Linked DNA regions of Homo sapiens: all the other regions are linked to region 2. A link is a contact called in ENCODE Hi-C or POLR2A ChIA-PET data. All regions are on one chromosome and are shown on one strand. Each heading gives the region's core, a stretch centred on a gene start or an enhancer-like site at or near the end of the contact. The rest is flanking DNA. Distances are from core to core; before and after follow the strand shown.

Region 1 (4,592 bases), core at 1,747-4,246, 260 kb before region 2:
CAGATGGCAGCCATGGCCCATAGCTGCTGACTCCAATGTGGTTAGTGTAACGTCTGCCTCACACACTCCAGGTGAGAAAATGTGTCTTCCCAAAGGGTCTGACCCCAACCACTCTTTTTCCAACTACAAAACCATACCTTTTGGGATCCCCAGTCGTTGCTGTTCTTTAGTGAAACCACTGAAAGTAGCTTTTAATGCTTGAGACATCATTTCTTTGCTGCTTGGAGTTAATAGTGGGACATCTGCACATTCCATATCTGCATGAAAAAATTGCATATGAATAACAAAAATTACATAGGTAATGAACCAATCATAAAACATTACAAATGGGCTGTAAGAAGGCAAGCTGAGAAACAACTGTGCTAGCATCCTCACCAGAGCACCAGAGCAGGCAATTTTTTTTTTTTTTTTTTTTTTGAGACGGAGTCTTGCTCTGTCACCCAGGCTGGAGTGCAGTGGCGTGATCTCAGCTCACTACAACCTCTGCCTCCTGGGTTCAAGCGATTCTCCTGCCTCAGCCTCCTGAGTAGCTAGGATTATAGGCATGTGCCACCATGCCCAGCTAGTTTTTTTTATTTTTAGGAGAGACAGGGTTTCACCATGTTGGCCAGGCTGGTCTCGAGCTCCTGACCTCAAGTGATCCACCTGCCTCGGCCTCCCAAAGTGCTGGGATCATAGGCATGAGCCACTGTGCCAGCATGAGCAGGCAACATTTAAGGGGCTTTCCACATTGTGCTAGGTCTAAAATGTCCTGCATCCCTGACAAACAAATATGTTTACTCTTCCTGAACACCTCTACTAGTTTATACACAGTCCCTGCTTATCTTTCACATTTACCGAGAATATTAATGTTACTACATACTTTCAGTTACCTATGAAAATGAAATAACAATATTCATTCATTCAACAAATGATTATCTAGCACTTGCTTTGTGCAAGGAATTAAAGAAACAACAGTGAGCAACACAGAAATAGTCTCCACAGGAGCTAGCTATCTGATTCTTGCAGTAGATTCAGCCACTAAAAATCTATCTACACAGTTAAATGTTCAAATGCAATGTCAATAAGGGCTTCAAAGGAGAAGTACATGATGCAACGTTAATGTGCAACAGGAATTCCTGGAAGTCTGAAGGAAACAGGAAAGGCCTCCCTTAGAAGATGAGAGATGTTTGACCTGAATTGTGAAGGATGCATGAGAATTTAGGAAGAAAAGAATACTCCAGATCAGTGGTTCTCAAAGTGTAGTCCTCAGAGCAGGGACATCAGCATCAACTACAAAAAGATCATTTTGTTTTAAGATCACCTTATCCGTTCTGTAAAGAGTGATTTAGGGGTGAGTATGAATGGATGAGCAAGACATTTTAGAAAGTTATTGCATCAGTCCTGGTGAGAGAGGATGGTGGCTTTGACTACAAAAGTGGCAAGGCAGATAACATAAGTGAACATGACTTCAAGTCAACTTGAAGTGCATACAGGACGAAAAATCTATAAAGCTTGGTTAGTGTCAGTAGTGAAGAAGAGTGAGGCATTACAGCCTGCAGATTTGCAAATGTATCATCATTTGCCACACCCACATGCACCTTAATCTCTGCTATGTCCATCCAGATCCTCCTGTATTTGCAGACCATGTTCACGATGTTGGTACATAAATACAGCTGAACGTAAACATCTTCTGAATTAACCTCAGGCACAGTTTCCCACAAAAAGTGAATAAGCAAAGAAATGAGCTGAGAATCCCTACTAGCTTTCCTGTTACCTTTTGACAGTGATACACTTTACCAAAGTGATTTCTAGAAACCTGAATCTTCAGTGTATCCCATGAAACTGACTTATAAAATGACTAAGTTCCAGGCAAGGCTACTACAGAAATTCTTCAACTGGCCATTTCTAAACTTTGCTTCGTTAAAAAATATTCCCCGGACACAAACAATGTGTTATGGGCTGAATGAAATTAAGCATAGGATAAACCTCTGAAGAAAGGAGCAAATATATTGCCTCTGAATGTCGAACTAAGTGGAGATTACACTGCATAAAAGAAGGACAGGTGGCACTTTCTCTCTTGTTTGCTTTTAGTGATGCTGTCAGGAAACTGCTAGAGTCCAGGCTGTGCCCTGGAAGAACAGAAGGGCTCCCTAGCTGCTCTTCCAGGCCTTGCCAATGACGAGGAATCTGAAGTTCCAGGGAGTGGTAAGTTTGGGTTGCCCTGGGACATGCCCAAAAAAATCTAGTGGAAAAAATCAACATGTCTCCAGGAAGGTTAACAAAATGATGGAAAATCCCAGATTGTTAGGGGGAAGTAATTGGGGGAGGGGATAGAATGTTGATTACATAACATCCAGCCCTTCAAACAATGGAGTAATCATCAAATGAGTCACTAAGAAACACATGGCTGCTCCCCATCCATCCCCACTCTACACCTCCAAGAACAGCTAAGCGGCAGGTCCAGAAATGTCTTCCCTTAGAGTAGAAATCAGTTTTACTTTAGAGAAAAGGGCTCTCTAGTTAACCAGAGAGTATTGCTTCTGAGAGAAGAAACAACTGTAGCAGCCCCAGCTCCCAGCACATGGCTAAACACACAAGTCAATCAACAAATGTTGAGTGAATTAAATTTTTCCAAATTTGAAGCAACTTTCCTCCCTTCACCCCCATCCAACACAAATTCATTAACTTGAACTGTGTGGGTTTTGTTGTGTGTGTTTGTTCCCTCCATTAGATTTATGACTTGATGAAAAGGACCTTACTGATGGCGGAAATTGGCCAGGACAACACATGTGGAAAACACAGGCCAGGCCAAATGGACAAGCAGTGGTTCTGCTGTAGCGGGAACTGAAGAATGAGACTGACTAGGAGGCCCCCAGAATCTTCTCAACATGAAAGCTGGGACAGTGGGATGCCAGTGTGAGGTGACAGCCAAGGACGACAGCAGAAAGCCTGAAAAAGAAGTTCCTTGAGTCTGCCTCCCATAACTACACAAGCCCTGGCAGTGTGGTCTGGACAGGACTGCTGAGCTGACAATTCTCCACGTAGGTTTCTGCTTCCTGTCAGGGGGCAGGCACTTCTGGGTTCTCACTTGTTCTCTCCCAGGAAAGCAGCTAGAATTACTTTTGCCTTTCCACCTCAATGCCATCTCCACAAGCCCAGTCCACGTGCTGTTGGGGCCCCATCAGAGGTGCCTGGCTCTGCCCCTCTGGCTGTGAGACTCAAGTGCTAGATCTCTTTAAAAAAAGGGTTCACATCCCAGCTGGGGGAAACCATCCCTGTCCACTTAGGACACTTGCATTTGGACTTGATCAGCTCCAGAGAAGGCACAGCATTGTCTTTGGAGCCAAAGGATTCAGATGTAAAAGTCAGAACTTTATCCTATAAAGTGTGGAATTGTAGTTTAAAAAGAAAAAAAAAGTCAAACTCCCTTCTATAACTAAGTGAACAGTTGGCAAAGATTGTCTTTTTCGGTTGTGTGAGCATTGCTCTTAAGTGATGACTAATCATGCTCAAAAATGTATATTAAATAGAAAATAAACTCACCATATAAAATACTAATTCAAAAATTCTCTTCATGTTGTTTGCAGATTGTAGCAGTTCTGTTCAATATACTCATCAAAAACAATGACAAAATCATTACACGGGTGAAAAATCTGACATGACTTAGCCTAAGCAGATATCGCTTTACTCTTAAAATACTTTACTTCATCACCTATTATAATATTTTTACATTAGGTACAAAATATTTCTAATTTTAGAATCAGTGTCTGAAAGTTAATCACTACCTCCATAGACATTAACTAATTATATTTTATGGAAAAATACTGAAATCTCCTTTGTGCTAATAATTACAATATCTTAAATTCAAATAACGTATTTGTTTCAAAATGCTGAGAATCCGGCCTGGAGAAACACTACGCCAACACAGTGGAGATTCTAAACACAACGCACTGGAAAATGAGGACATAAATATATTGCAATTATATTAGATTTCCTGCCCACTGATTATTCCTTGGGACCCCAAATTTCAGTTAATATTTATAGGAATTCCCCTAGACCTCTGAAAGGACAGTTGTGCAGAAGCTGGTGATTAAATAACCATTGCAGGAGATTGCACAGTATTTAGACAGAAGTGAGCAGGTAGCTTTCTCTGAATCTACAGAAGAATAAGCTAGTGGCATTTTGAATGCAGGGAAACATCTGCTCATTTTTCATTGTGGCCTAACCCTGAACCACCTCATAGATGTTTCAAGTGAAATGTAAAACAAGGGTTTCCATTCACTTACATGTAACTCAAAGTTAAGGGCTGTTCAGTTTCCAAGAACCTTCCAGGGTGTTTCATGTGTCTTTTCATACCACTCTTTTCAGTTCTTTGAAACCGAATGGCTCTTACCAACAATGGTACACAGAATCTAAACACTAGGTGGCTTTTGTTTGGCAAGAAGTTCAAGACATCTGGCCTTACTGACCTCACGAGTTTATGCTCTCACTATTCTCAATCAATGATCATGTGAAGACTGGAGCGTCTGGGATCCTAGGGTTAGGAGATGAGGGATACAGCCAAGGACAAGAAATCCAAGGTGCATGTCCCAGTTTTGCATGACCATTGA
Region 2 (4,664 bases), core at 1,383-3,882:
CCCCAACCTAGAAGAGGGAAGGGAAAGAAATTATTTTACTGGAAACTCCAAGGTTCATGAATGATAAACTAAGAACGTAAGCCATTCTCTACAGCAGAAGATGCTACCTGATTCCTGAAATGTCATCTGTTTTTGTAGCAGGACTGTGGTACATGTTCTTCACTCTTATCACCAAAAGACACTTAGGGGTCATAGGTGGTAATGTGTCCTCTGCTTCCAGTGCGGAGCTCAAGGAATTTCATGGAGTCAGGGACAGCTGTCTGAAAGGTTGCAATGTCACCCTTTTCAGCTCAGAACCATAATTCCTTGAGCCCAGATAACAGTTCAAAATTTAGGATATGAAGCCAAAGCTGAACTCTAGCTGAAATCAAGAGTGGATATAATAACCAAGAAACAAATGGTTCTGACAAGCACAGCTTTACTCTGAGCATGACTCAAGGGCATCTGGTAGAAAATGAAGAAGGATCCCAGCAGATGTTAGGGCTAGGGAGATCCCCTCGGTTGGGGGATGTAAGTGTTTTAATATTGTGTGGGCAACTCTGCTTTGAATGTATGTCTGGAGGCACCTACACCATCCAAAGCCTTCTGGTGCAAAAGCAGGACTCCTAGAGTATATTCCAGTATTTTTTCCCTGATCCCAGCTGAAAACAGCCATAGAAGAGCCTCCCTTTTTGAATTATGGCTGTCTGTCCGCTGGGGTGGAGAATGGCCCTGGGAGACAAGAGACAGCCCATGGAGCAGGTTGTAATTCTACAGGCATATGAAGAGCATTCATTCTGAAGAAGACATTCAATTCAGGAATGTGAATTACACAAGGAAGGTAGACAAATCCCAGCTTTAACAAGTGCTGTTCACCTATCACTACATTTTCAAGTAAAGGTGGTGTATCCATTTGCTAGGGTTTCCATAACAACATACCAGGGCTGAGTGGCTTAAGCAAAAGAAATTTATTTGCTCAGAGTTCTGGAGACTGGAAGTCCAAGATCAGGGTGCCAGCAGGGTTGGTTTTCCTCAGAGGCCTCTCTCCTTGGCTTGCCAATGACTGCTGTGTCCTCACATGGCAGCCCCTCTGTGCACACACTCCCCTGGGGGCTCTCTGTGTGTCCAAATTCCCTCTTCTTATAAGAACACCAGTCATATTGGATTAGAACCCACCCTATCAGCCTCATTTCACCTTACCTCCTTAAAGGTCCTATCTCCAAATACAATCACATTCTGAGTACTGCGGGTAAGGGCTTCAGCATATGAATTTTGTGAGGACACAAGGCAGCCCCTAACAGGTGGCCTAAGAGAATCTTTGTTTGAATGCTAATAATCATGATACCTAACATGTTCTGAGTGTGACTCACTATGTGCCAGAGACTTCTAAGTACTTTGCATGTATTATCACAACTATTATCACAATTATAGATTATATAATTATTGATTATATAGATTATAGATCAATTATAGATGACTACCATCTTCTCTGAAGACTTACTTTGGTGTAATTATGTGACTGTAGTGAACACTATGCCCTGGTCCCTGACCTTGGATGCCTGTGATTCGATGAGACATGGAATAATGGGAGACTCTTACCCTCATGTTTTGATTGGTAGCAGATCTCCGGAATGTGCAAAGTTTTTTAGTTGTCGTTGTTGTTGTTGTTTCGAGACTGTCGCCCAGGCTGAATGCAATGGCACGATCACGGCTCACTGCAGCCTCTACTTCCGGGGCTCAAGTGATCCTCCCACCTCAGCCTCCCAAGTAGCTGGGCACATGCCACCATATCTAGCTAATTTTTTCTTTCTTTCTTTCTTTCTTTCTTTCTTTCTTTCTTTCTTTCTTTCTTTCTTTCTTTCTTTCTTTCTCTCTTTCTGTTTTTGTAGAAACACAGTTTTGCCACATTGCCCAGGCTAGTTTAGAACTCCTGGACTCAATAGATTCTCCCACCTCAGGCTCCCAAAATGCTGGGATTACAGGCATGAGCCACCATGCCTGGCCAAGGCTTCTTTTCTTAATCCATGATCTCCCAAAGTCACACCCAAGTCAGTGATGGGATAATATGAGTGGGAGGACCCAACAACCTCTTTTGGAGGGTCTTGCCCTGACTGGCACTTCACGTGTCTGAGGTTCCTCTTTCGTCCTTTGGCTGGCTGAGTCATCAACATTGAGATCTACAGGATGCACCAGCACCTCCTAGAGGGCCCTCAGCAAACCACTGAGCATTTCTTACAAGCTACACCCCCACACCAGATCTTCTCATTTAATCCACCTATCGACTCTGTGCTAAAACTATTTTTATCCCTGTTACAAATAAGGAAACTGAAATTGGCCTGGCCACAGCCATGGGCACCACCCTTCCCTTGTGTGACCTTGAGCAGCACACCTAGCCTCTCTGGGTGGATCTCACTGGCCTTGCCTGGAAAATAAATGCTGGATCTCATCTCCCCTTCATTGCTGATGACTCCACTCAGCTCGTAAGAGGCATTTCTGCTTATGCCTGGAAAAATCTAGCATTCACACACCACCACAATACTATATTCCATGCCAAGTCACCACTATTCTTGGCCTCCCTATCCCCACCCTCCTTTTTGGGGGTCCCAGACTACAGAACCAATAAACAAACCCACTTTCATGATTCCTCCATCCCCACTCCACTGCCCAAAGTCCCTCCTCACCCAGGTAACCTGCAAACACCCATCTGGTTTGCATAAGGGCAAACCTGCCCCCTGGAGTGTGAGTCAAACAGGAACTTCCAGACAAGCTGTCCTGGGGCAGCCCTGGGCCACCTTGCCAGCTCAAAGCAAGAGTGTCACTTGCTTGGGTGAAGAGTGACACTGGGCTTTCTGTCTCTTCTCTGGCCCTGCAGGAGGCTCTGTCGGTGGTGAGCGACGACCAGTCCCTCTTTGACTCAGCGTACGGAGCGGCAGCCCATCTCCCCAAGGCCGACATGACTGCCTCGGGGAGTCCTGACTACGGGCAGCCCCACAAGATCAACCCCCTCCCACCACAGCAGGAGTGGATCAATCAGCCAGTGAGGGTCAACGTCAAGCGGGAGTATGACCACATGAATGGATCCAGGTAAGCTCACCAGGCCTGTGCAGGATTGGGGGAAGGCACAAAGTCGCCAGATCTGCAGCAAGTGGCTTCTGGCACTTAAGGTTTTTGCAGCAGATGGGGCTCTAGAGCTGGGCCAGGAAGCCTGTGTCAGTCCCTAGAGAGCTAAGGCAGAGAGGGCCACAGACTGATGATGGGGTGGAGTAGGGCTAGGAAGCCCCCCTGCCTCTCTGGGGCCCACGAAGCCCTCAGAGGCCAGGTAGGAGTCAGGCCCCAAGCGCCTATGCAGACACTCGTGGAACACTTATTTCTTGTTAATCCCAGGCCCAGGTCCAGTCCTGTTGGGGACAGCTTAGCAATAAGCTACTCTTCCCTGTCCTGTTGAAGATACTTAACCCCTCTGGGCAGGTCTCAGCAGAGCAAAGGTGACCAAACCATTCTTTAGTAAGAGTGGAGAAGGGATGAGGAAGGTGTCTACCTTCCTGTGGGGGCTCACTGTGTCTGGGAGGGGGCAGGCACCTGGAAGGCGTGCATGAAGTGGGTACAATACTGGGTCAGTTCGGGCTTTGCTTGTAGAAATGGAGACAGGAGGGTCCAGGGAGAGAAAATCACAGGGTCATGGAAGAGGACAGTGGACAGGCGGCCTCAGTTTTGCGTCCTGCCTCTGCCCCTTGGGCAAGTCATCGAAACCCCTCAGAGCACCAGCTTTCTCCCTTCTCAAACAGGACTGGGATATTCACTTCCTTATGGTCCTTACTCTAGCGTTACTCTGATGCCTCAGGGAAAGGACCTGGGATGGTGCCTGAGACGCGTTAGGAAAGTGCTCTATAGTGACAGTGATTGTTATGAGCAAAGACTTGAAAGACAGAGAACATCAGTCTTATTCACAAAATATCAGATAATCTACTGGGCCAAAGGCACAAAGAGATGAAAATAAAAAGCAACAGAGGGCCCTGAATGGCAGGCTGAAAACATGTGCCATTTATTCCACAGCCAGAGGCTGACTTTGAGCACCGATGTGACATTTAACCCAGAGGCTGACTTTGAGCACAGACGTGACATTTAACCTCATCAGAGCAGTGACTTAAGACTAGCGAGCTGACAGTCCTTGCGCACAGACGGTAGGATGGGAGAGTCAGAAAGACAAGTGAAGAAGTTAGTAAAATATCCCAGATAGGAAATAATGAAGTTCGGAACTAAGTGATGATAGTGATTTTGGAAAGTGAAAAGGACAGATACATAAGGGCGATAGCAAAGAGATGATTAACAGGGCTTAGGTGAGTAAAGTGTGAATGAAGGGGGTGCATGACAGGAAAGAATCAAAGGCGACTAAAGCCTGCACATTTTAAAGGCTGGTGCTGTGAGCAGCCGCAGAAAGGTGGCACAGGAAATGCTTTAGGATGGGATGTCAGTGTTCTCTTTGAGATTCCTTGTGAGCAATGGGTAGAACATCCAGATAAAAACGTCTACTAGGCTTTGGGAACTGAAGCTCAGATAATCTTTCAGGCCTGGAATTTACGTTTGGGCATCATCTCTAAGGAGTCTGAACTGTGAAAGTGGATGAGGTCACCGAGGAAACTAGTCTAGATTGAAGAGAGAGAAGGGAATGAGCATGGTTGGGAGGG
Region 3 (4,728 bases), core at 441-2,940, 470 kb before region 2:
TGGAACAGAGTCAGAGAGATTTCTATATCTGGTTAGTCTAAAATCTGTAACAAAAGTCCTGTAAGGCACTTAAAAAATTCCATAATCAGAGATCAATTATCTGTCTTATATGTCTTCCAAAGTACCATGCCAAAAGCTCATATCCTTTCAGGTCATGATAGCTAATACTTTTGAGGGCTTAAGCACCATTCTAAGCATTTTATGTTCTTATTTATCTTTACAGTAATACCATGAGGTGGACTTTACTCTTGTACTCCATTTTACAGATGGGAAAGCTGAGGCACAGAAGGTTGAAAACCTCCCCAAGCTTACATAGTTAATAAGGAGTGGTTCTAAAACAACCCATGCTTTTAAACTGCTAAGCTACCCTGAAAATATATTTTTCAGCTTATTTTTCTCTCTTTCTGTAGTATCAGTCACCCCAATCTGTCCTCCCTGTCTTTTACTCATCTATTGAGACCCATCTCCCTGTAGCAAATGTCACATTCCTCTGCAACTTAAAACAGATACTCTCCACCTTCTCTGGATTCTATAGTTCTGTGTTCTATTAATCATTTTATATTGTTATTATCTACTTATAAGTTTGTTTTCCACATTAAATGTTGAATTCCTTTAAGGCATGGACTTTTTTTTTTAATCTCCTTTGATTGGCAGTGGTGATACGGTGTATGGCCATAGAGTAAGTCTTTGGCAGATCTTAATTGGATAAATAAAGTTCTGGAGAAGCAGCTTGCTAAGCCATTTTTACAACCATATTAAATTATTTTAACAGTTCAGGTACAAGTTTTTGTGTGACTATCAACATAATAATACTATATCGCAGCTAAATGTGCTAGGAAAAACACAGATTTTTGGAATCAGGCTGATCCAAATTTTGCTTACATTGACACATTGATTTTTGCTCCATTTCTGAGAGGCATGGATTTGGGTAAATTAAACTCCTGACAGAGTATCAGTTTCCCATCTGCAACACGAGCCTCATATGACTCCTCATGTGTGGGAGTCAATCTGCGAGACGGTCCCCAATGGCCCCTACCTTCTGATAATCATACCCCGTGTACTTCCCCTCCCTTCAGTGTTGGGAGGACTTAGGGACTTGCTTCTAATGAATAGACTACTGTACCAATGATAGGAAATCACTTGCAATATTTGGTTATAAGAAAACCATGCCTTCAGTCTTAGGTTCTCTCTCAAAACTCTCTTAGATCACTTCAGTTTGGGGGAAGCCAGCTACCCTGCCCACTTGGCATGCAGTTGAGGGCTGCTAACAGCCACGTGTGTGAGCTTGGAAGTGGATGCTCTCTGAGTTGAGCCTTGAAATGACTGCAACCCTGGCTAACATTTTAGTCGCAACCTTTTGACAAGACCCTATGTCTGAACGATGAGGCTAAGCCAATTCCAGATTCCTGACCCAAGGAAACCCACGGAGAAGAAGTGTTTGTTGTTTTCATTCAACAGCTAAGGTAATTAGGGGTAATCTGTCCCATAGCAATCAATAACTAATAGACTATGCCAGTGGTATTCTTATTCAAAACCTATATGCTAAGCCTTTGAGACAGAAAAAGCAAAACAAAACAGAAAGAAGCAGGCCTTGGGAAACTTACAAAATTAGAAAAGAATACAAACACCAATTTATGTCAATTTAGAAACATACTTATTACAACTTGCTTGTAGCTCATCAGTTAGCGAGGTGCCACCCCACTCTATGTGTGGGGTTTTAAGAGGAAATGGCAGATGTTTCTGTTAAGATTTCCAGGAGAGGCTGAACTAAAGAGAATGCCTAACTACATAGGACAGGATGGTTATCCACTCATTGAAGGACTGATTACCTCGGAGGGTTGCCCAGTAGGTCATCTGAGGTCCTTATTGAATCTCTCTTAATTTTATTTCCACTTTTAAACTTGCATGAATAGTTCTGATGATAATTACCAAATGTTGATATGTATGGAAAATCAGCATTCCACAAATATCCAACTTGGGCAGCTTTCATACACGTGTGGCTGCTTGAAATTCAGCAAATTTCATTAGAATCACATGTTTGCTTAGAGAAATAGTAGCCAAAAGCTGTGCTGGAAACACACACACAAACACACACACACAAACACACACACACAAGCAGTGCAAAAAAGAAGAAATCTTAGGTTGAACGTGTGCGAATTGCAAGCTTCAAGCTGGATCTTCTGAGGTCCCTCTCTGCCACTCTCTTAGGTTGTAAAATCTTGGATCAATCCCTTAATACTCTGCCTCCATAGTTACTGTATTTAATACTTTCACCTATTGTAAGGTGTCTCACTCCCTACATTTGATTTTTGTATGTACCTGTGCTAACAAGCACTTTGCTCAATTGCCAAATATTGTAAATATTGTTAAGGAAATATATTTAATTTCTATCAACTGCTACTATATATGGAGTCTACCTCCATATCCCTTTCCCAATTATCCATTATCCACTAGCCTTTAGGATGTCATCAGGACATTCAACCCTTGTTCCTTGCAATTTCAATTCAAGTTTATTGTTTTAGTTTTGGATTTTTCTTCTCAACTGGCATCCTGCCCGCATCTGTAACAACCTCAAGACATTGAACAAGAATGACATTTATGATTCATATTGCAAGCTAAGGTTCTTTACTCTTAATACTCTGACCTTAAAACCCTTTGGCCTTCATCTATGCTCTCTTTGTGCCTAGAACCATTTCCAGGACCAGCATTTGACATCTTCATGTGGCAAAAGAGAATTCCTGATTTTCTATAATGCCAATCCTCACCCTCACCCACTTCAAATCTGCTCCTCTGTAGTCTTTCTCATCTCTGTAAACAGGACCTGCAGTTGTTTGAGCCAAAAGTTTAGAAGTTATCCTTGATGCCTCTTTTCCTTTTATCCCCCAATGCTAGAGCATTTCTTGTGATCTCTTATCACATGGTTGCCTCTATCTAGTCATTCAGGTGTTGACTTAGCTGTTCTTTGAGACCTTCCTTTCCCAATTAGTGTATGGTAACCCCAGCCACCTTCAGTCACATCACTCTGTTTATATCATCATCACCACCTGATATTTTCTTTACTTATTTTTTTCATATTGTCTGTTTCTTTCTGCCTCCTGCCATTGCTATAGATCACAGCTCCATGAGGACAAGGAGCTCGCATGTCATATTGACTATTAGGATCATAATAGTGAGGCGCAGAGTTGGTAAGCAAAACTCACATGCATTCATGCTTTTGGAATTCACCTTAATATCAGGCCTCCTGCCTTCTGATCACAATAAGGCCACAGCAATTTCTCACCCTTCATTGTGATCTGTTGTCCCTCAGTGAATCCCTGATTTCCCATTTTCCTGCCCACTTCTGGTCCTGAGGTGGCCTTGTCAGTGCTTCTCTCTTTCAAACGCTGGAATCCTCATGTGCTTGGCTGTTCTTCTTACTTCTAGTGCTAGCTTCTGCCTCCTGTTTTCTCTTTTCCCACTCCCCAGCATCCAAGAGTAGCTCAAGAAATTCATAGCATGGTGCTGATTTGATCCATAATAAGCACATGTTATCTAAGGACCTTCTTCGTTACGCTTTGTCAGCTCTTGTTACTAACAAATGAACTATCTTCAGACCTTCCTCTCACGGTTATCCAGAAAGAGGATATTTATGGTTCTGGCCTCAATTGTCTTACTATCAATTCATTCATTGACACCTGGCTGTTTTGTTTTACAAAAGCCCTTGACTATTTTGGGTTCCTCTAACCTTGGAGTTCTGGCTAAGTCTTGCCTGATAATTTTCTCTAATGTTCTGGTTTGAGTCCACTTTCCTTCCTTTTTCTCCCCTTGATATTGTGCTCACCCTGATGGCTTCAATTACTTTCATTAGAACAATTCCAAAATCTATATGTGTCACTCGGACTCTCATCCTTAATCTCAATACTATGCTTACAACTCTTCATTATTTTATTAGGAATGTTCCTCAGATATCTTAAATTTATCAGGCTTCACTCCAGACTTACAGTCCTTATTTCAAAGCTACCTCTCATTTTTCCTATTTTTTTGTCATTGTTAATGATTCTCTCAAATTCTTGTTCAAGTAAGTACAAAACTTGGGAGTCATCATTTACATCACTTTTTTTTTTCTTTCAGCCTCCTGATCCATCATGTTTTCAGGTAAGCCTGGAACATACAGGCTGTAAAATGCCAATCTTAGAATAATATCAGACTTGTATATAATGGTTACTGGTCTGTAATGCAATGACAAAAATAAGACAGTCCAGTGGGTTAAGCACAAAACTAAAAACTTATTAACCTAGAGGACTGCCCTTTGTAGCGAGATTATGTCTTGTCTGCCTTTTCATGTGTTAACACCGTCTCATTTTCATAAAGCAGAATTGATGGTAGTGTTCATTTGTTTTAATGTCCTCATGGGACAAAATTACACAGGGTTATTTTTTAAAATAATCAGTTAAATCTAAAACTCAGGTGAACTCTGCTGTAAATTTCTATTCGCAGTTTCTCTCATTAATCCTTTCTTTCCATTCCCACTGCCATCACCCAGCTCAGGCTTTTATTGCCATTTTTCTTGATAATTACACAACCTCTTAACCAATTTCTTGGTTTCCATGGCTTTGCTCTTTTCCAATATCCTGCAAACAGATCACTATCAAAAGAAACTTATAAAACCATAACTTTGGTCATATTACTGTCTTTCACAACATCCACTGCCACCAGCACCGGGGCCACCACCACCAGTGGCTATCTCTT
Region 4 (5,080 bases), core at 2,549-5,048, 340 kb before region 2:
ATTGCTTCATAGTAAGTAGACCTCAAAGTGGCTTAAAATAACAACGATTTAATTATCATTTACAAGTCTGTGGATCAATTAAGAGGTTCTGCTGATCCAACCCCAGCTCTAATCTCAGCTGTGCTTCCTTATGAGTTTATGGTCAGCTGGGAGTTGGCTGGTCTGGGACAGCCTCAGTCAGGATCCTCCAGCAGACTAGCCTGGGCTTTCTGGGTAATGGTGGGGTTCAAAGAGAGTAAGCCCAGGCCTGCAAAGCCTTCTGAGACTCAGAATTGGCACAGTCACCACTCTGCAGCATTTCATTGACCAAGGCAAGTCACAAGGCCAGCCCAGATTCACAGGGTAGGAAAAGAGACTTCACCCCTCGGCCATGGAAGGAGCTGCAAAGTCACATTTTAAAGAGGGTAAGAGTGTAGACACAGGAAGGGGTGGCCATTGTTGTAATCAGCAGCACCAAGTTAAGGCGTAAAGAAGGGATAGGAGTCAACCAAACAGTTAGCTGAAGAGAACTGTGGTCAGCATGTCAAGGCCCTGAGGCAAGAAATAGCATGCAGTCGTCCAGAAGGCTAAGAAAGCCAGAGCGGCAGCATGCTGAGAGTGAGGGGTGAGTTGTACAAAATGAGGCTGGTAAGAAGGAAAGGGTCAGATGTTGCAGAGCCATGTAGTGTGGGCCTTGTTGCGATTTTCATCCTTTATCTGAAGAAATGTTTTAAGCAGGAGAGGGAGATGATTAGTTATTTAAATTTTCTCCAGTGATACCAATGTGCAACCAAGGTTGAAACTCTCTGTGTAAAAGAAAGGCACAACTTAGGAAGTTGTTATTACTTGTTATCCAGGTGAAAGACGACAGTAGCTTGAATGAGTGTAGTTACTTAGTGAATGAATGAATAAATAAAATTAAACTCCAAGGGAGAGATTTAGGATCCACAGGAAGACTGCCTTGTTTCAAATCACAGCTCCAGCACCCACTAGCTGTACTTGCTGGGGAAACCTCAGTACATTCTTTCATCCCTTTGTGCCACAGAGCCTTCTTTCCCAAAACGGAGATAGCAATAATACCTACCTTAGCAGTGCATTATAAAAACTAATGCATTAATGCTCATAGAGCAGTTATCATCATGCCAGGCAAATGATAGGCACTCCATAAACGTTAACTACTGTGATTGTTGTTAAAAGGATGATGTCTGAGGCAGTACAGTATCTCATGCAGAAAAGCTCTCATCCCAAAATGAATCTCTATTCTAATCCCAACTATACCCTGTAGCTCTGACTGTGCTCATGTGGTTGCAATTAAGCCAAAGCCCAAGGTGGGACCAGATACTGTCCATTTCATCTCGGCTTGTCATCCATCCTCCTCAGGTCTGCCTGGTGCTCTGACATCTGGCTTCCACTCATCTGGGGGAGGACAGGGAGAAGCCAGACAGCCATGAATCCTGCTGTCTGCTCACAAATTCGCAGTCTAGGGAGGGCTAGGGGGAGTTGCTGTCAGGGGATATGTGTAGCTCAGTAGCAGAGGCTGATGCCCTTGGGCTGTGCCAGGACTGGGGGTCAACTAAAATCCTTCCGGAGACTGCAGAACCCAGTCGTGGCCTGGCTTTCCCTAAAAACTCCCCAGCGACTAAAGGTGAAACACCTTAGAAGCAAGGAGGGCCATCGGAGCCTGAACCTGAGCTGTTTCCATGTGTGCGTACAGCCTTGTGGGAACAGAGGGAGAGCTCCGTTCTCAAGAAAGGCCATCATACGTAATGAACTGTTTTGACCAAATTACATACTTAAAATATGGCCTAGAACAAAGGCAGAACACTAATGAATCAGAGTGGTGAGGGTCTTTGAGTGGTAGAATTAGAAATGCTTTTACTTTTTTCTTTTTTGCCTTTTTGATAATAAGCATACCATTTTAACAATCAAAACAGTGGAAATTTACAAATGAAACTCTAAGTATGTCAGGGAGTTCCCCTCATTCTTAGCCCGTGAGTTGCTTCTTATAACCCTATAGTTTAATTCCAGAGAAAAAAGGTTTCAAGTAGAGCCAATCTCAGTTTACTTCACTTAGGGAGATTAGACACATACGTGACCCCAGCCAAGCCACCACAAAAACGCCCCCAGCTCTTGCCCCATATCTCCTACACGTCAGCTCTGGCCACTTAAAATTTCTCTTGCCTATTGCTTAGGACAATTGGCCAAGATCTCACTGGTGATGTAAAAGTTGAGTTGAATCTTAGATGAGACACAGAGTGCTACTTACTACATATAAAGTACTTAGCATAGTTCCTGACTAAAGAGAGATTTGAAGAAATGTTATTAGCAGGATTTCAGTCTTTCTCGCCAGAACACACTTGATGTTGACTGAGATCCCTGAGCTCTGGTCCTCTGCCTGATGTGAAACATAAACAAAATTAAAAGGAAGTCAGATAATAAAAACAGACCCTTGCTAGAATGTCCCTTGTTGAAGTCACCTAGGTGCTATTGGTAGATACAAAGTGTTTTATGAGCGATGCTGGTAAGAGCTCTTTTCCAAGTTATCTCCCCAGGCACCTCTGCCTGAAATTGGTGGTGGTTACAAGCAGAGTTTTGAAGAAAGACCTGGGTCTGGACCCTCTCTCCCCTGCTTACAGTTGTGGGATTCCAAAAAAGCTACTGTCTCTGTTTCTTATCTGGCGCTGGGGCAATGACTCCTGCCTTACACAGCCATTGTGTGAATACTAATCCATGATGTCATACCGCACATGCCCAAGAGCAGGCAGGAGGCCCTCTCCCTCACTTCTTCCAGGCTCTGATGGAATGGCAGCTTAGTAACAGCCTTGCTGTAGTCACCCCGTATTCAGCAGAGGCTCTCCTCCAGCCCAACACATATGCACAAAGGCTCTCCCCAGCCTCCTGCCCTGCTTCACCATTCCCCAGTGTCTTTATCTCCACCTGAAGTTTCACATGTACTTGTCTGTCTCTCCGAAGAATTTAAGTGCCACGAGGGCACGGTGGTTTATTCACCTCTTTAATAGTAGCTGGCATGCAGTAGGCACTCTGTAGGCATTTGGAATTAATGAATAAGTAAATACCTGGATTAATTAACTAGTATTTCAAGGGAGAGTGGGATCCTTGGGAAAGAAGGATAGATTACACCACAGTTTGCTATAGAAGGATGCCTAAGATTGGTCTTTGTCAGTTAATTACTCACTGATATAACATTGGCTAGTCAGTTGCTCTTGAGCCTCAGTTTTCCATATCTAAAAAAGAGACAATGTCACTTACCATACTTACCTCAAACAGCTAGATGGAGGATAAATCTCAAACATGGGAATAAGTCTGCTTTGAACACTGTAACTCACCATGTAAAAATGAGAATTTGGATTTTTTTAAGAAACTTAGCAGTTAATTTCCTGGGTAATATCCTAATAGAGAAATGTCCCACGTGGTATGGGACAAAGGAGAATGCCTCATTTGGATCCACATCTGATTTTAAACCTTGCTGCATCAACCTGACCCACCCAACACAACTTCACTCCCTTGGTCCCAGATTGGCAGGCACACAAGCCCTGAGGACAGTATGGCTTCAGGTCTCCCATCCGCCCTGTCAAGCAAGACGCGCAGCTTGGCACAGCCAGCCCTGTAGCCAGCCCAGGCCTCGTAATGGGATACAGAGCTCGTCGCTAGGTGCAGCAGAGTTTGCATCAGGCGTTGTCACTGTCTGGTGGTTGCCTGGTGACCCTAATGGAAAATGAGTGGAGGCAGCCCCTACCACAGAAACCACTCCCTCAGCTGGCAGGCTTGTCGGAAAGCCCAGTGCCATGGGAGGGGGAGGGGCTGCCACAGAGGAGCTGTCACCCAGGCGCCCTGTGTAGGTGGTGGCAGGGACGGGGAGAGAAGGGCGCAGAGCCACAGGAGGGCTCAGCAGTGGTGTCTGCTCTCCCTTCTGCATGAATTGTTGCTCATAAAAGATGGGTGAGCCCAGCACAGTAACTAATGCTTATCCCCAGGCCCAAATTTAGGTAAAAGCACACAAAAAGTCTCATCAGTGGTCAATGCTCCACAGCTCCAAACACAGGAAGGTGCATTCTCAAGCTGTTATGAGAAGCTCACTCAAGCTGATGGTATTGACAGCCACAGCCCCCATGCAGGGAAGGCTGGACCCGACACCTGCCCACGAGAAGCAGCATACCTGGGACTGGAGGGACTTCCTGGCCTATAAGAAGAACACTAAGAGGGGAGGAGGACTCGGGCTGATTGGGAAAACAGATGGTGAGCTCCATCCGTGGGAAAATAAATGACAGCGTGCATTTAAGAGGTTGAGCCCCAGAGCCAAGCCTGCTGAAATGCCAGCTTATCAAAAGCACAGGAGCACTGTGTGCTAGACGCTCTATCATACTCTCTTCCATCCTGGTTTCTCTTAATCCCAAGATAATGTCTGTAGGCATTGGAAAGTCTTGCTTGAGAGACGAAGAAATGTAGGCTCAGAGAGGTTGAACAGTTTGTCTGAGGTCACACAGCTACTCAATCACAGGATTTAACACAGGCTTTTCTGCTTTCAAGTCTAACATTCCTTCTCCTAACATCGTGGGAGAAAGTGATTTTCCACCAGCATACCAACTGTCTTTCTCTCCTCTATTCCCTTTCCCGAATATCTGGCAAGTAACATTCCCCAATTCAATATTATCTTTTTATGATCTTGAGAAATCAAGAATTAAGTTCATTGATTTATTTGTTTGTTTATTCATTTATCCATCCAAAAACCTATTTATTGAGTAGCTACCAATTCCAGGCACCAAGCTAGGTGCTAGGGAGTCCACAGTGAACAGATGTGGTCCCAGTCCTCAAGGAAATTGGAAGATATTTATTTAGCCCTCTAAAAGATAGTTTACAGAATTGTGAAGCAGCTTAGCACAAAAGATATACCAATTACCCACCTTTGTACTGTGTCTCCCCATCACTATTCCTCCTGTGTTTAGAAAGAAACACGATCTCCATTTTATTCCATTCTCCTCTATTCAAATCACTTCCTAAGCAGCATGTCAGTGACATTTCCAATCCTGCTAGTGATTAGTGTCTGTCCAATGAAATGGTGATGAGGTTATAAAAAGTAACA
Region 5 (4,808 bases), core at 270-2,769, 360 kb before region 2:
AGAAGTTCCTTAGAAGTTTAAACATAGTTACCAAATGACCCAGCAATTCCATGGAGGTAGATACCTAAAAGAAACGAAAACATATGTCCACACAAAAACTTGTAAAAGAATGTTGACAGCAGCTCTGTTCATAATAACCAAAAAGTGGAAACAACTCAAAGGTTCATCAACTGATGAATGGACACAGCTTGTGTGGTACAGAAATATATATATATATATATATATATATATATAATATTGTATATCTATTTATTATGTATTGTATATATCTATGTGTATATATAATCATTTGCACATAACATTTCAGTCAATGACCAACCGCAGTGCTCCCATAAGATGATAATACTGTATTTTTACTGTACCTTTTCTCTGTTTAGATACACAAATACTTTCCATTGTGTTACAATTGCCTACAGTATTCAGTACAGTCACATGCTGTACATGTCTGTACCCTAGGAGCCATAGGCTATACCATATAGTTTAGGTGTGTAGTAGGCTGTACCACCTAGAGTTGTGTAAGTACACTCTAGGATGTTTGCATACTATAATATTGCCTAATGACACATTTTTCAGAATGTATCCCTGTTTTTTTGTTGGTGGTGGTGGTGGTTTTTTTTTTTTTTTTTTTTTTTTTTTTTTTTTTTTTTTGAGACAGAGTTTTGCTCTTGTTGCCCAGGCTGGACTGCAGTGTTGCGATCTCAGCTCACTGCAACCTCCACCTCCCGGATTCAAGCGATTCTCCTGCCTCAGCCTCCCAAGTAGCTGCAATTACAGGCATGCGCCACCACCCCCAGCTAATTTTGTATTTTTAGTAGAGACAGGGTTTCTCCACATTGGTCAGACTGGTCTCGAACTCCTGACCTCAGGTGATCTGCTCACCTCGGCCTCCCAAAGTGCTGGGATTACAGACATGAGCCACTGTGCCCAGCCAAATGTATTCCTGTTTTTAAGTGATGCATGACTACTGTATATGTGGAGGTGGGGAGACAGAAACAGAGACAGAGAGAGAGAGAGAGAGAGAAATACTGAGACCTAGAAAGCTTGAATAACTCATTTCAAGTCAAGAGCAACTTAATGGTAAACTTGGATCAAAACACAAAACACTATTCTTTTTAGTCCTGTATTGTTTCCACTATATCACAATACAGTGTTCAATAGTTCTCTTTAAATCACATACCAGGAGCTAAATTTACTGAAGTATTACAAAACCACCAAATGAGCTTTCACAGGAGACCTAAAAGAGGAAATTAAAGATGCAAATAGTTTAAGAAAAATCTGTGTTTGATTCAGAAACTTAAAACCAGTTTCTTCAAAAACTTGTTAAAAGAGAAAGAAACAGGCATTTTTACCCAAAGAAAGAAATACCATATTCTAGAGATTCACTAAATAATTTTTATGATTCTCTATGCTACTTTCAAGAAACTCTGACTTCAGTTATGTAGACTAAGGTGACAAGAACCATTTATGTAATCAACTGTAATTACATGAAATTCTCTCTTTAGCACATGGTACCCACTGAATGTGGCACAAAAGAGGATATGATCAGTTGATTCAGGATGATGTCATTTCCATGATTCTAAACCAAGAATCTTCAAGAAAGCCTGGGCTGCAAGTTCCAGGGTCAAATTGCAGACTGCTTGCAGAGAGTGGCTCTGCTATTCCAAGAACCTCAGATGGCTCACTGGAGTGATCTGCTTTAGATAGTGTGATCATATGTCTTGAAATTTCCATGACAGTCTTGTTTATACATGTTGCTCCAGAATATTTATTATAGTGCTCTCTTTCACAATCAGAGGTGTTCCGCTTTGAATGGTGAGTTATAAAATAGTTACCCTAGCCATGTGGAGTGTGCTCGCTCACTTAACATTCAACATGCAGTAAGCCACTTTCACACATGGCCCTGTGCTCACGACTTAATAGAGGTTATTAGGCAAACCCAGCTTCACTCTGCTAAAGGTATTTTATTTTAAAATTACTCAAAGCCTGTCTGAATTCCACCCTAACTCCATAACAGACATTGGGTGCCTTCAGGAAATTACTTAGCTTCCCTCTGGTTTATTCATGTTTACTATGAAATGGGAATAATTGCATCAGTCTTACCACACCAGGTAATAAATAATGGTCGAGGAAGTAATTAGGCTTAGAAGCTGGATAGAAACTAAGATGCCTAAGTACTAATTAGGAATACAGCTGAGTAGATTGTGGTTGATGGCCGTCCAAATGAATATGTCACCTCTAATTTCTGCCTTGTTTCTTGTCTTATTTTAATTGTATCTATCTTCTAAGTGTCTTATCTTTACAAAGTACCAATCCTGAACCAACGAGGTTAGATGCTTAATTTTTCTCGTGTTTTGCTGGGCATTTGCTGGCTCTAACAGCAAAGGGGCATTAACCTAACCAAAAATAAAATGGTTTCATATCATTATAAAAATTATTCTGTCAGTGTGAAATGCCATAACAAAAAAGCTTGTATATGTTGATGTCATATATATATATTTATATTTATGTATTCATTTATTCTTATTTTACATATATAGTTATTTGTGGATAAGCAGTTTTGGTGAAGAATAGCTAGTATGTTTTTGAGTAGTGTCAAGGCCTATACTTTTGAGCTATTTTCTAACTCCAAACAGATCTAGAATCAATTAACCTTTACCAAGGGCCTGCTATATTTCAGGGTCTGGACTGAACAGACGATTATGTCATTGAATCTTCATTGAATTCCTGCATAATGGATATTCTGATTCTCATTTTGCAGGTGAGTTACCTAAAATTTAGAAAGAAAAAAGTAATTTACTCAAAGTCACATAAGTAATAAAGGAAATAAAATTAAAACTCGTCTTCTAACTTCAAAACTAGTTCCCTGTGCAACTACAGTATATGCCAACAGGCATGGTTGCTGAGAGAAGCAACTGAGGTGAAGAGGTAGCCACCAGATGGACCATGCATATTTTTCATATTAAAATGATTAAATCTCTTGCAACGAGAATGGCCTATAAATAATAAGAAGCTTTTTCTCCATGTACTACTCTATTTGCAGATCCTTAGAAGTCCGGATTCTATTTTTAATTCTTTATGTTTTTCTGGTTACAGAATTCCTATATAATTAAAATGAGAAAAGCAAGGAAAAAAGGAAACTATTCCTTGGAATTTCTTTCATGCTCTGTTCCCAGCCTGTGTGTGTATTTTTTAGTGTGTTTTTAAAAGGTTGCATTGACTCAGCAACAGGATAGCCAGCTACGTGACAGTTCATCTCTGGTTTCTATTACCCGTGATGAATGCCAGGGATCGTGTTTATACTCTTGAGTCTATACACCAGTTATGGTCTTAGGGAATTTGGTTGCGGCTCTGATTAAAAAAAAAAAAAAAAAAAAGTGTGGGGGTGAGGGGTTTGGACAGGAGGCCAAGAAGCTAAGCAGGGAGCTGCAGGCATTTCACAAGCTGTTGGGGTGCAGGGTGATGGGCCCATGAAAGAGTGACTCCCTAGTCCTGGATTCTGAGTGCAAAGTATAGCCTTCTCTGTTCTTGATGCTACCAGACTGTATTCAGGAACACTTAAGAGAAATGATGGAAGTCAGAGCTGAAAGCTGTGTCCTCGCCAGATCAGTGGAAGGGCACGACAATCATTCAGCTAACGAAGGAAACTCCTTGGCTAGCCATGAGTTCATTATAACCAAAAGTGGGAGTGGGCAGGATGGGGTGTTGAGGGATACATGAATTGTTGAGCAACTGCTTTGGAAGGGCACCAAACTTCATGTTTGTTCCCTTGCACACTTGTCCTTTCCATAATTCATAGAATAATTCTATCTAAAGGTTAATATAGACCTTGAAGTTCTCCTAGCCCAGCCCCCACTTCACGTTTGAATGTTTTCTATCACATCTCACCAAACATCATGCCTGGGTAAGTCCAGGAATAAATAACTCATTGCTTCCTGAGCCATCCCAGCTCATTTTGAGGCAACTCTAACTATTTGAAAAACCATCATTCATTTATTCAATAAATATTTATTAAATGCCAACTAAGTGCCCAAGCCTGGTTTTAGATGATAGAAAAAAAAAGTAAACAAACAAGCACCCCGCACGCCCCCACCAAAAAAATCCCTACTTTCATGAAGTTTGCTTTTCTTACACTAAGCCAAGCTAAAAGTTGATCTTACCTAACCTTCTTCCTCACTGAGCTACTTACAACCCTCTAGGTCCTCTCATTAGGCATGGGAAAAGTGCTTAGTTCTTCTCCCATGTAAATATTTAAAGACACTGGTAGTACCCCGTTTGGCCTTGTCTTTTTAGTTCCTACATTTATCCATAGTTACATGTTTTCAAGGCTCTTCACTACACCGGCTCCAAATTTCTGGGCTTGTTCTGCTTCGTTGTTCTTCCTTTTCAAGTGCAATCCTCAGAAGTTAATCAGCTACTCCAGATGAGTTCTGACCAGCACAGAATATAGCAGCGGCATCATTACCTTGTTCTAGTTCTCGGATGTCCATTAATACAATCTGAGTTTAAGTTGCCATTTTTGATTTCACAAATCACTGCTGATGCACATGAAACTCAGCTAATTTTTTCAACCCTGTTATTATGTAAGATACTTACTTAGATTGGAAATAGGTCCACAGCAACCAGCAACAACCACACTGCTCATGAGATTCTCCTGAAAAACAAGCTCAGCCTCCCTCAAAGAGAGCTACGGGACATTTTCAGCCAGCCTGAAGACCACAAGTGTGCCTGGTGCCAGCCAGAATTGTCTTCCATTGAGAGAATTTGCAGATTCTAGTAAATCTCAAGTCTAAACCTCAGCTAAATTATTT
Region 6 (4,873 bases), core at 1,867-4,366, 310 kb before region 2:
GGTGAATTCCCTGTATCAGCTGCCTCCAGCCCAGGCAAGCCTGACTCACAGGTTGGTCACCTGTTTGGAATGGGCTGTGGGAGAGCACACCCATGAGGTTGCTCAGGGAGCAATGGGCCACAGCAGTTTTCCCTGTGAATTGTGTTCAGGTAAGACCCTGCAGTCAGACCAGCTCACTCCTCCTTTGCTATTTCTTTATATATAGTCTCTTTCCATTCCGAAAATGTACTCTGAGCCCTGGCCTTTAACAGCTTCATTTGTTTTCCTTCATCTCCCAGTTTACAACTGTGAAGGAAACATTCATTGATCAAGTTCTTTCAGCTTGGAATGGAGTCTCTGACTCCCAAAAATCTCTCCCAGGACCAACTGCAAGGGGGTAGTGGATCTAGGATTAAGGCTGGAGCCTGAAGCACTGCTGAGAATGGGGAGTCTGACACGTAATGACCTCCATATATACAAGCTGGTCAGTGCTCTCTCAGAGCCTGCATGTGGCTTTGTCCAGAGAATATGAATCCCAGTTTGAGCAGCAATATGGATCAGAGTTGGTAGAGAGGAAGATTGAGGCTCTCACACTAGGATGTCTTCAGCATCCTTCTTGTATCCTTGTGTGCAAAATGGGAGCCTGGGAAAGGAACTAGAAGAACTGAACCCCATCCCTCTGATACATACACATTGCTTTTTTCCTTCTTTATAGCATAGCTTGGCTGTCCAAATGTTCTGGCAGAGACCAAGCTCCAGGCTCAGTGGGGGGTTCTAATTTTCCATGGCTCATTCACTTCTGAGAACTTTGGCTCAGTTGCATAATGGGGGGCTACTTCCTGCCAGTTGTGGCCCTGTTGTGTGATACCTTCTGACACATACGTTTTTTTGAAAAAAGATTGTCTGCTGGGAACTGGACTGAAACCAACATATAACCGTTTGTTTCATACTGGTTAGGAAGCCACCAGGAAGGCCTACCCAAAGTGGTTTTAAATACATACACACACAGTCCTCTCCTCTTAGAGCCAAGAACAGGCCATTAGTGATGTGTTAGAAAATCCAGGCTGACCTTCTCAGTCATGAGGGAAGCTCCCTGGGCCCACCAGCAGGCTTTTGCCAAGAATGGGCTCCATCTTGAGCCCACAGCTCTTCCCTAGCTTCCCAGCAGAAGCAAGGGGAGAGTGGAGAAGTCAAACACTTCTTGAGCATTGCTTACTATATGTCAAGTTCTACCCTGGACCCTCAATAGAAAGTATTTCACTGATCCTCACAATAGATCTGTGGGGTAAGTGTCACTATTGTTATTTTGAGGAAACTGAGGCTCAGAAAAGTTACATGTATTCCCAAAGTCACATAGTAAACTGAGTGTGTAAACTTGAGTGGTAGAGTCAGAATTTAAACACTGATTTTTATCTGTTGCAAATGTTGGGCTTTTCCCACCACCAGCAGAAATCTTGCTGGCCCTCAGCAAATATTCCTTTACAGCAGTCATTTCAAAACTTTTCTGACCCTATACTCCCATCAGTAAACATTTTTAAGAACCACCTTCAATACAGACATATTTATTTATTTATAAACTCCACGCACTAGCTAATATCTGTTAGCATTGCCTGGTAATATAATACCCCAGAGCACTAATCATCATTAATGACAATAAATATATATCCATGTTTAATGTAGTCTTCATGACTTGGAAAACTTTTTGGCCAGATCTTGTGAAATCTAATTAAATTGCTTTTGTTTTAGCTTCAATACATGGCTGGCAAATAATTTGTTCCAGGAGTAGAAGAAATGATATGGCATTCTTCTTACCTTCTTGGGCATGAGTTGCTCCTGCTGTCAACAATCTCCAGTTTCCTTACAGAAGAATTTTTAAGACACTTTTCCATTTTTTAAAAGTGATTCGGTTAAAATGGGATAATATGGTTTGTAAATCGACTCACTGTGTTTATGCAAGACCATGGAATACTATGCACCCATATAAAGGGATGAGTTCATGTCCTTTGCAGGGACATGGATGAAGCTGGAAACCATCATTCTCAGCAAACTAACACAAGAACAGAAAACCAAACACCACATGTTCTCACTCATAGGTGGGAGTTGAACAATGAGAACACATGGACACAGGAGGGGAACGTTACACACCGGGGCCTACCAGGGGGTGGTGGGCTAGGGGAGGGCTAGCATTAGGAGAAACATCTAATGTAGATGATGGGCTGATGGGTGCAGCAAACCACCATGGCACCTGTATACCTATGTAACAAACCTGCACGTTCTGCACATGTATCACAGAACTTGAAGTATATATATATATATATATATAAAACACCATAATATGCTAAAAGAGAAATCAGGGCACCAGTAGGACCTCCCCCACCCACCTTGCAGAATTTCACTTTCCTCACAGTGCTTCGCACGGATGCAAATGACTCGTGGGAGTCTGAGGGTACCGGGGTCCATATATACATTCAATATTAGTACATAGAAAAGTAGTTCCCATTTTTAGATTGAAAGTACCTATGAATAGAAGCTCTAATGGTTTCTTCCCTTATCTCGTGTTCTATTCTGCGCAATTCCTGGAGCGGGCAGTCCCCGCCTTGGAGACTCCTGCCTTACAGGAAGGGGTCACATATTCCTGAATTGGACCCCACTCAGATGCAGAAGGCTAAGAGTTTGGATGAGAAAAGCGGGCCAGTGAACAGGAGAGCCGGTGGGTGGGGTGGATGGAAGGAGGTGCCCACTCTGGAGGGCAAGAGAAAGGCACGAAAGCATGGGGCCACATGAGCGCGGCGTTCTGGGCCATCCCCGGTGGACTCCTGCCTAGGGGAGGGGTGCGTCGGCGGCGGCAGCCCAGTTTTCTGGATTTCTTTATTTCTGAGTCCAGGTCTTTCAGAAGCCTCTCTCCTAAATGCTCAAATACCAGAGTAAATGAAAACACTCTGCGGCACAATGATCCCTTAAGGTTTGTTTTCCAAGATGGAAAAGAAAGGCATTTCAGCCTTTTCACGGATAAAAATAACTTGCTGTTGATTTTGAAATCCCTTTCATTTGTCTCCCACAGACCAGCCCCATACAATGGTACTTTGTGCAAGAGCTCTCTGCATGGGCCGGCCGGGCCCCCTTCCCTCCGCCTGCCAACGGGAGGAGACGCGAGGCGCTGGGAGCTCCAGAGTGGGCGAGGACTTCGGGCAGACCCGGCGTTGCTGTTGGACATCATTCAGAAGTCCCCGCTCAGCGGGGGCAGCCCGAAGAGCAAAACAAACAGAGCGAGGAGTAGTGGAAAATGCTGAGTCCTGGAGCTGGCCGGAACGGCCTTCGCCTTTCCACGCCCAAAGCCAGCCGCTCTGCCCACCTGCAGCTGCAATAGCAAGCAGGGCCGCAGCAGGCAGGGAGGCCTTGGCACCAGAGCCCGTCCAGGGCTGGGAAGGCGGGGAACAGACACTCCTCTCTCTTCAGACAGGCCCTCCAGAGTCCTCACCCTGAAGGCTGAGGTCTTTTTCTTGTTCCAGGAGTCCAGTGAAAAAATAGTTCTCAAAAACGGAGAAAAAGACTTTCTTGAACTGCAGTTTCAGATTTACTAATAGAGTCCATTTACATAGCACTTACTAAATGTCAAGCACCAACACAGATGAATTGGCAATCACCATGTCAGTCCTGCAAGGTTGGTACTTTTATCCCCATTTCACAGATGAAAAAAGCCAGGCACAGAGAAGTCAAATAACTTAACCCAAGTTCACAATGCTCAACAATGGCAGGGCCAGGATTTACCACCTGGTTTAAAATTTAAAACGTAGGATTTAAAACCTACTTTACAGTCTTAAAGGTGACTGCCTTTTCTCTTCAGCTTATTAGATTTCCTCTCTAGGAATACAAGATGTGCAACACAAAGAGAGGAAACTCAAGATGGAGAGTAAAGGGAATGAATGAGAGACAGGAGAATCACCAAGGACTAGAATAATACAAAAGATTTATTTAAAAAGCAGGTGGCCATCGGCCCAGGAGAAGGAGTGTGAGACCAAGGTACAGAAGTGGCAAGAAATGCTGAGCTGGGGCTGGAAGGTATGACAGTACTAGTCAGACAGGCACCTGTTCTGTCCAAAACAGGATTCCAGAAGTAATGTGAAGAGGTCACTTGGCAAAGGGGGCTCACACAGCTCTAGGGGGAAACTGAGGATCAGCAGCTGGAGCAGAGAAATAGAGAAATGAACACCTTCTTTCTTTCCAATTACAGCCGCAGTGGAGGCAGATGCCCAGGGCTCCTAGGAGAGACAGATCGCGATTAGAAGAGAGGGCCTATGGCTGTCATGCAGGGAGGTCTGTCCATTCCTCTAAGCCAAGAGCTCTTGTCCCCAGAGGAAAGAGGAGAAGGAAGAAAGGAACAAACAAATGAACAGAGGAAGGAATGAAGAGAGAGAGAGAGAAGGAGGGAGGAAGGGCTGGAAGGAAGAAAGGAAGGGGCTGTTTTTTTTCTTGTGTTTGGAAGAACAAGCTGCCAACCCTCATTAAATGCATAGGATTGGCTTTAGAGTTACTACACCTAAATTCTAATTCTGTCTCTGTCACCGGTTAGTAATGTGATCTCATGGAAATCACTGAAACTCCCTTAACCTGAAACCCCATGTCTATACAATGAGGACACTGGAATTCACCTCTAAGGTTCTCTCTGGATCTAAAATCTACACTCTGATGATACTGAGACCAAGGACAGGGACTTTGATTGTTGCCTTTTCATGCCACCCAAGGTCTACATCCTAGCACAGTGCCCACCACCCATCCACACCGACCAGACACCCAGGGCTAGTGATTCTGTGTTCTCAACACCTCTCTGATGTGCCATAGCTGCTTCTCTTGCATGCAACTCTTCTGAGCATGAAACAGTTTTCCAACTGGTCTC

What was found. A loop is a pair of places that touch in the nucleus more often than their neighbours do. ChIA-PET counts read pairs that join two places held with the same protein, here RNA polymerase II (POLR2A). Pooled maps may share reads with other maps.
Region 1: a pooled map shows a loop between it and region 2 (2.8-fold over the local background). The contact joins two enhancer-like sites. A Hi-C loop is called at or near these places in 3 of 168 maps with a recorded cell type or tissue (CD4-positive, alpha-beta T cell, CD4-positive, alpha-beta memory T cell and naive thymus-derived CD4-positive, alpha-beta T cell), 1 of 37 single-sample maps with no recorded cell type and 13 of 50 pooled maps. POLR2A ChIA-PET finds 5 or more read pairs at or near these places in 2 of 52 experiments (activated CD8-positive, alpha-beta T cell and activated naive CD4-positive, alpha-beta T cell).
Region 3: a map of CD4-positive, alpha-beta T cell shows a loop between it and region 2 (2.7-fold over the local background). The contact joins two enhancer-like sites. A Hi-C loop is called at or near these places in 16 of 168 maps with a recorded cell type or tissue (B cell, CD14-positive monocyte, CD4-positive, alpha-beta T cell and 8 more), 35 of 37 single-sample maps with no recorded cell type and 18 of 50 pooled maps. POLR2A ChIA-PET finds 5 or more read pairs at or near these places in 3 of 52 experiments (CD4-positive, alpha-beta memory T cell, GM12878 and activated B cell).
Region 4: a pooled map shows a loop between it and region 2 (3-fold over the local background). The contact joins two enhancer-like sites. A Hi-C loop is called at or near these places in 8 of 37 single-sample maps with no recorded cell type and 9 of 50 pooled maps. POLR2A ChIA-PET finds 5 or more read pairs at or near these places in 2 of 52 experiments (T-cell and activated T-cell).
Region 5: a map with no recorded cell type shows a loop between it and region 2 (2.9-fold over the local background). The contact joins two enhancer-like sites. A Hi-C loop is called at or near these places in 9 of 37 single-sample maps with no recorded cell type and 5 of 50 pooled maps. POLR2A ChIA-PET finds 5 or more read pairs at or near these places in 2 of 52 experiments (T-cell and activated T-cell).
Region 6: a pooled map shows a loop between it and region 2 (2.9-fold over the local background). The contact joins two enhancer-like sites. A Hi-C loop is called at or near these places in 1 of 168 maps with a recorded cell type or tissue (CD8-positive, alpha-beta T cell), 3 of 37 single-sample maps with no recorded cell type and 7 of 50 pooled maps. POLR2A ChIA-PET finds 5 or more read pairs at or near these places in 2 of 52 experiments (activated T-cell and naive thymus-derived CD4-positive, alpha-beta T cell).

The regions. Positions count from the first base shown.
Region 1 is chr11:128,490,320-128,494,911 of GRCh38, forward strand. It overlaps ETS1 (ETS proto-oncogene 1, transcription factor), which reads right to left. Exons shown (of 10, transcript NM_001143820.2): 4 at 138-257. Among named protein-coding and RNA genes, the nearest start is that of MIR6090, 30 kb to the right of the region's middle. RefSeq lists an enhancer at 2,123-3,322. Within about 2 kb of position 2,997, at least 5 of the 41 ENCODE cell types and tissues checked have a DNase peak (open chromatin) inside an H3K27ac peak, as active enhancers do.
Region 2 is chr11:128,755,264-128,759,927 of GRCh38, forward strand. It overlaps FLI1 (Fli-1 proto-oncogene, ETS transcription factor), which reads left to right. Exons shown (of 9, transcript NM_002017.5): 2 at 2,852-3,063. Among named protein-coding and RNA genes, the nearest start is that of SENCR, 62 kb to the left of the region's middle. RefSeq lists a silencer at 416-535 and enhancers at 2,162-2,421, 2,478-2,978, 2,979-3,479. Within about 2 kb of position 2,633, at least 8 of the 41 ENCODE cell types and tissues checked have a DNase peak (open chromatin) inside an H3K27ac peak, as active enhancers do; they include CD8-positive, alpha-beta T cell, where a contact is called at or near this core.
Region 3 is chr11:128,283,806-128,288,533 of GRCh38, forward strand. No RefSeq gene overlaps it. Among named protein-coding and RNA genes, the nearest start is that of LINC02098, 77 kb to the left of the region's middle. Within about 2 kb of position 1,691, at least 2 of the 41 ENCODE cell types and tissues checked have a DNase peak (open chromatin) inside an H3K27ac peak, as active enhancers do; they include CD8-positive, alpha-beta T cell, where a contact is called at or near this core.
Region 4 is chr11:128,419,060-128,424,139 of GRCh38, forward strand. The region is part of intron 1 of LOC124902789 (a long non-coding RNA gene); the gene reads left to right. Among named protein-coding and RNA genes, the nearest start is that of MIR6090, 100 kb to the right of the region's middle. RefSeq lists an enhancer at 3,268-3,768. Within about 2 kb of position 3,799, at least 4 of the 41 ENCODE cell types and tissues checked have a DNase peak (open chromatin) inside an H3K27ac peak, as active enhancers do.
Region 5 is chr11:128,397,737-128,402,544 of GRCh38, forward strand. No RefSeq gene overlaps it. Among named protein-coding and RNA genes, the nearest start is that of MIR6090, 120 kb to the right of the region's middle. Within about 2 kb of position 1,520, at least 4 of the 41 ENCODE cell types and tissues checked have a DNase peak (open chromatin) inside an H3K27ac peak, as active enhancers do.
Region 6 is chr11:128,448,680-128,453,552 of GRCh38, forward strand. It overlaps LOC124902789 (a long non-coding RNA gene), which reads left to right. Exons shown (of 2, transcript XR_007062948.1): 2 at 3,041-4,873. Among named protein-coding and RNA genes, the nearest start is that of MIR6090, 71 kb to the right of the region's middle. RefSeq lists enhancers at 1-786, 3,443-3,622. Within about 2 kb of position 3,117, at least 19 of the 41 ENCODE cell types and tissues checked have a DNase peak (open chromatin) inside an H3K27ac peak, as active enhancers do.